2 separate regions of the Homo sapiens genome follow, and region 2 is linked to region 1. The links are chromatin loops, found by intact Hi-C in ENCODE. Cell type or tissue: gastrocnemius medialis. All regions are shown on one strand. Each heading gives the region's core, and the rest is flanking DNA. Links, peaks and the distances in the headings are about the cores only.

The links. A loop is a pair of places that touch in the nucleus more often than their neighbours do. Peaks named below come from ENCODE experiments on the same cell type or tissue, not always from the same donor. Only the 100,000 strongest peaks of a DNase experiment are listed, where the experiment ranks them.
Region 2: a loop joins it to region 1, with 5 times the contacts of the local background. A loop is called at or near these places in 2 of 110 quality-filtered maps.

Annotation. Positions count from the first base shown.
Region 1 is chr15:81,171,205-81,174,123 of GRCh38, reverse strand. No RefSeq gene overlaps it. Among named protein-coding and RNA genes, the nearest start is that of IL16, 24 kb to the left of the region's middle. In gastrocnemius medialis, for the core only: no CTCF peak of the experiment used is centred there; no DNase peak of the experiment used is centred there.
Region 2 is chr15:80,983,477-80,986,395 of GRCh38, reverse strand. The region is part of intron 1 of MESD (mesoderm development LRP chaperone); the gene reads left to right. Among named protein-coding and RNA genes, the nearest start is that of MESD, 4.9 kb to the left of the region's middle. RefSeq lists enhancers at 1,129-1,328, 2,163-2,697. In gastrocnemius medialis, for the core only: no CTCF peak of the experiment used is centred there; a DNase peak (open chromatin) is centred at 1,391.

The sequences.
Region 1 (2,919 bases), core at 270-2,769:
GCTCTCTCTGTGCCTCCACCATTTCTGCTCCAACAGCTCCACTGTTTCTCTAGAGGCATTTTTTCATCTTTCCTCCTCCCTCTGCTGCTCCTTCTTCCTCTGCCCCTGAAACCTTAGCCTGTTCCTGTCCTTGCCCTTTACAAGAATCTCATTTGCAGCTGACACCCATCCTGCACTGTTAAGGAATCAATGGAAAGGCCCACCTAGAGCCCTGTGACTGAGCTCTCCTCCTTGGAGCCTCCTGTTGTCACCTTACTGTTTTCACCAGTGCTACTGCTTTCCATCAGCCATCCTCCTCCCACCCTGGTCCCTGAAAGGCCTGAGCCCAGATGCTTTGCTTCCAGGGTATTGGCCATTCACTCACACAAGTGAAACTTCCCACTCACCTAATAGCCAGAGAAGTTGTTATAGCCCCAAATCACATTGTTAGATGGTCATAGAACATGTTGCCTGTATCTTTCCTCTTTCCCTGAGATCATACTGGTTACAACTGTCACAAAATCAAAGCTCAGGAGGCCAAGGTGGCCAGATTATTTGAGTCCAGGAGTTCAAGACCAGCCTGGGCAACATAGTGAGACCCCCATCTCTGAAAAAAAAATTAATTGGTCATGTTGGCATGCACCAGTAATCCCAGCTACTCTGGAGGCTGAAGTGGGAGGATTACTTGAGCCCAGGAGGTCGAGGCTGTGGTGAGCTGTGATTGTGCCACTGCAATCCAGCCTGGGTGACAGAGCGAGCCCCATCTCCAAAAATAATAAGAAGAAAGAAAGAAAAATCAAAGCTCAGATGCCATCTATGTTGTCCTCATTTCTCTGATGCATTAGATTTCAATTCTGTAACTAAAAAGAACAAACTTCATTTCTTCCCAAGATGCATTCAGTAGTCAGCAAAGAGCAACTGAATGGCTGCTGGGCTTCTGTCCTCAAAACCTCTCTATTGGAGACTGACAGAGGGGACAGAGGCAAGTACATTACAGTGGGGTGATTTGGGGGATAAAGCTTAGCCCTGGGAGATGTGGGAGCACAGAAGAAGGCACAGACCCTGCTGAGTTAGGTCAGATAAATGCTGGATAGACGAATGAATTGACTCTGAACCTCGGGTGAGATGGCCAGCTGGAAAAGGGTGATGGGCATGTTTGAGTCACAGGCACCAGTATGCACCATGGTACAAGGACAGGAAATAGGAGGATGAGTTCAAGGAACCACAGTCTAATATATCAAGAATATTTCTGAGCGCCTTGTGTTTTCTCTGCTAGCACCATTACTATATTCCACATTACCCAACCCAGATAGCTACAATCTATCCCTGACTCCTTTTTTTTTTCCTTATCTCAACTTTCAGCTCAATTCCTGACAGTTATATTTTCTTTGTTTCTTTTTTTATTATTATTTGAGACAGAGTCTTGTGCTGTTGCTCAGGCTGGAGTGCAGGGGCTCGAGCTCGACTCACTGCAACCTTTGCCTCCTGGGTTCAAGCGATTCTGGTGCCTCAGCCTCAGTAGTAGCTGGGATTACAGGTGCACACCACCATGATTGGTTAATTTTTCTTGTATTTTTAGTAGAGATGTGGTTTTGCCATGTTGGCCAGGCTGGTCTTGAACTCCTGGCCTCAAGCAATCTGCCCACCTCAACTTCCCAAAGTGCTGGGATTAGACGTGAGCCACTGTTCCTGGCCCCTCACAGTTATATATTCTAAACATCTCTCAGACCCACTGACTTCTCTGCCACTTCCTGGCTTAGGCTTTCATACTATTCAGCCAGAATAACCCAAGAGTCTCCTAATTTCTCTACCTTTATCCATTCTTACTCTCTCAAATTCATCCTCTCTCATAACCATAGAAATCTGACCTTTTGGCCAGGCACAGTGGCTCACACCTGCATCCCAACACTTTAAGAGAGGAGACTGGGGTAGGAAGATTGCTTGAGACCAGGAATTCAAGACCAGCCTGGGCAACATAGGGAGACCCTCTCTCAAGAAAGAAGAAGAAGGAAGAGGAAGAGGAGGAGGGGAAGAAGTCTGACCTTTATATTTGCCATTGAACACTCGACTGAGAGACTATATAAACTATCTGAAAAAAATCCCAAACCTTCTGAATAAGGCATGTAAGCCTTTATATAACTAAGCCCTGTCTACTTGCTTCAAATGCCAGGCTCCAGCAAAGCCGAAATTGTGCTAATTGTCTGCTTTCACTGCTGTCTGTCACCTCCATGCTTTTGTGCATCTGTCCCCTCTCTTCCTTTACCTTTCTCACCCTTTGATTGCCAGCTCAGGGATCACCCTTCTAAAATTCTCCTTTGAATGCTCCCCACCACTGATATAATTCATGCCCCTTTCCCACGCTACTAAGATTCTCTGCATATTTCTAATGCTGGGCTTTCTCTGTAATTATTTGTTGACATGTCCATCTTCTCCACTGGGTTGTGAACACATTGAGGCCAAATACTAGCTCTTATTCATCTTTGTGTTCCCTGATCTAACTCAGTGTCTGGCATACAGTGTCAGGCATTGAGTGAAGACTCAAAATTGCCTAAACTAATTAAATAATGGCATTGGTGACTGATACTTCTAGTTACTAAAATAATGAATGCAGGGAAAAAAACTGGAATGATGAGAAAGATGATGAGCTCAGTTTGGACATATGGTTTGGAGCATCTGTGGGCTACAGAGAGTAGAGATGTCTGATGGGCATATGGATGCAGGAACTGGAGGTCAGGAGAGAGATCTGGGATGGGGATAGAAATATGAACATCACTGGTGTATAGAAAGTAGTTGAAGTCAAAGGTTCTGATTTAAAACAATATAGAAAGCACAGTAAGAAAAATGGACTAAGTTCTGATTCAAGCAGCAGAGACAGAAGAAAACAAAAATAACAACAATACCAAAAAAAATGGGCTATGCATGAAGCCTTATAAAATTTCA
Region 2 (2,919 bases), core at 322-2,821, 190 kb after region 1:
GTTTGAAAATATGCAATAAATTATTGTTAACTATAGTCATCCTACAATGCTATAGAGCACTAGAATTTATTCTTCCTATCTAATGTAATTTTGTATCCATTCACCATCCTCTCTCCCTATCTCCCCTCCACTTCCCAGCCTCTAGTAACCACAATTCTAATCTCCACTTATGTGAACACAACTATTTTAGGTCCGCATACGAAGGAGAATGCGCGGTATTTGTCTTTCTGTGTCTGGCTTATTGCACTTAACATAATGTCCTCCAGGCTCATTAGGGTACTATTTTGCAATTTTCTTTTCTGTAACTGAAACACACACACACATATACAATGGAAATTAAAGCTGCTTTTTTTTTTAAGTCTCTTGAAACAATTTTTACCTGTATTATATGCACTAGACTTACGACTATTTAATTATATTTGCATTAACAAAGAAGTGCTGGACTGGGCTTAGTGGCTCATGCCTGTAACCCCAGCACTTTGGAAGACTGAGGCGGGTGAATCCTTCGAGCTCAGGAGTTCGAGACCAGCCTGGGCAACATGGTGAAACCCGTCTTTACCAGAAATACAAAAATAAATTACCCAGGTGTGGTGGCATGCACTTGTGGTCCCAGCTACTCTGGAGGCTGGGATAGGAAGATCACTTGAGCCTGGCAGGCAGAAGTTGCAATGAGCCAAGATTGCACCAGCACCATTGCATTCCAAACTGGGTAATAGAGTAAGACCCCATCTAAAAAAAAAAAAAAAAAAAAAAAAAGCTGCTTGGGACCTACTGAGTTAATTTCATGATTATTAGTGAAATCAATCTGAAAAATACAAATATTCTAGGGTATTGAACCAACTGGAAGTCTTGAAGTGTTTTAAAGAGACTATAACCGATGTTATGGAGAATTAAGATAAAGACAGAAACAACTTGTGAATTTGGCAACTAGGAGGTCCTTTGTGACTTGAGAGTATAATTTCCATGCAGTGATTGTGGTTGGAGGCCAGATCACAGAGGCCTAAAGAGTCAGCAGTGTCATAGCCAACAGATACAGTACTGAGTTCTGCTTGCCTTTAAGTCATTACATCCCCAAACAAACCTTAGGAGGGAGAAGCTGTTATTACCCTCAGCTTTCCATTATAGGTAAGGAAAGTTATTTTCAGATGGGCTAAGTAACTTGCCCAAGGCCACATAGTGATGGAGCGCATCCGTCTGACAGCACAGCCCATGCTCCTGTCTGCAAGTCACCATCAGTGGCTCTTTGAAAGCAAAGTGAGGAAGAAACATGTCAGTTGAGAGGGTGGCAGAGTGGAAAAGAAGGTTAGTGTGTTATGTGTGGTCATGTTACTGGGGCCTTGGAGATCACTTCGTTCTGCTTTTCATTTTGTAAATGAGGAAACAGGCCTCGAGGCGTAAGGATTCTTAGGCAGGGTCACACAGCTAGTTATGCAAAACTGAAACCAGATTCCAGGTCTGACGTCGGTATGGATCACCTTCAAGCACTGCGTAGAATTCTTTCGTTTTTACTTTTTACTAAAATTATTTTTAATATAGTACATTATTAATGGTATCTTAAGCCTTGGCCCTTCAGATATTGTTCAGTAAGAGTGACTTAGGGGCTTTTTTTTGTTTTTTGTTTTGGTAACAGGTTTATTGAGATTCAATTCACATGCCATAGGCAATTTACCCATGTAAAGTGTACATTTTAGTTTTAGTATCTTCAGAGAATTGTACAGTCATCACCAAACTCAATTTTAGAACATTTTTATCATCCCCAAAAGAAACCTTCAACCACTCCTCCCCTGTGTTCTCCCAACTCCCTAGCCAGCCCCGGGCAATCGCTTATCTACCTTCTGTCTCAACAGATTTATCCATTCTGGACATTTCCTATAAATGGAATCATAGAATGTGTAGTCTTTCATATCTGGCTTCTTTCACTTAGCATAATATTTTCATGTATCAATCAGTACTTCATTTCTTTTTTCTTTTTTCTTTTTCTTTTTGGTAGAGATAGGGTCATGATATGTTGCTCAGGCTGGTCTTTAACTCCTGTGCTCAGGTGATCTCCAGCTTCGACCTCCTAAAGTGCTGAGGTTATAGTTGTGAGCCACCATACCCAGCCAGTACTTCATTTTTTTTGGTTGCTGGCATTAGCCTTTTCTCCAAGGAACCTGGTTCTATTAAAGATTTTTTATTTGTCAGTCTATATGCTATTTATTAGGCATGGTGGCTAATGCCTGTAATCCCAGCACTTTGGGAGGCCGAGGTGGGCAGATCACGAGGTCAGGAGATCGAGACCATCCTGGGCAACATGGCAAAACCCCGTCTCTACTAAAAATACAAAAATTAGCTGGATGTGGTGGTGCGTGCCTATAATCCCAGCTACTCGGGAGGCTGAGGCAGGAGAATCGCCTGAACCCAGGAGGCAGAGGTTGCAGTGAGCCGAGATCGTGCCACTGCACTCCAGCCTGGTGACAGAGTGAGACTCCATCTCAAAAAAAAAAAAAAAAAAAAAAAAAGTTACTGTTTTCTATTAGTAATTTATTCATTTGTTTTGATCATTATGGGTTCAACATCTCATTTTGTTTGAGGGGTTGTAAGTCATACTATTATTTATTTTGATGTTGAGATTATTTCAACTTTGGCCCATGAGAGCTGCTTCAAGTTGGCTTCCATGGCATTTTGACATGTTCACGATTCTTTGAGCACTTTACTACTTTGTGATGCGGGATTATTCTAGGCTCATCTTCTGTCTCTCTTGCTATAAGCCTGTTCTCCAAGGAACCCACGCTCTTTTAAATATTTTTATCCATTAATCTGTTTACTCATCTGTTAATCTATGAAAAACCATGAGTTTCTCCTGATACCTTCAATTCCAGCCTAATACCACAGGGCTCATTCTTCCCCCTTTCATGTTTGTAACTTACTTCCCAGAAG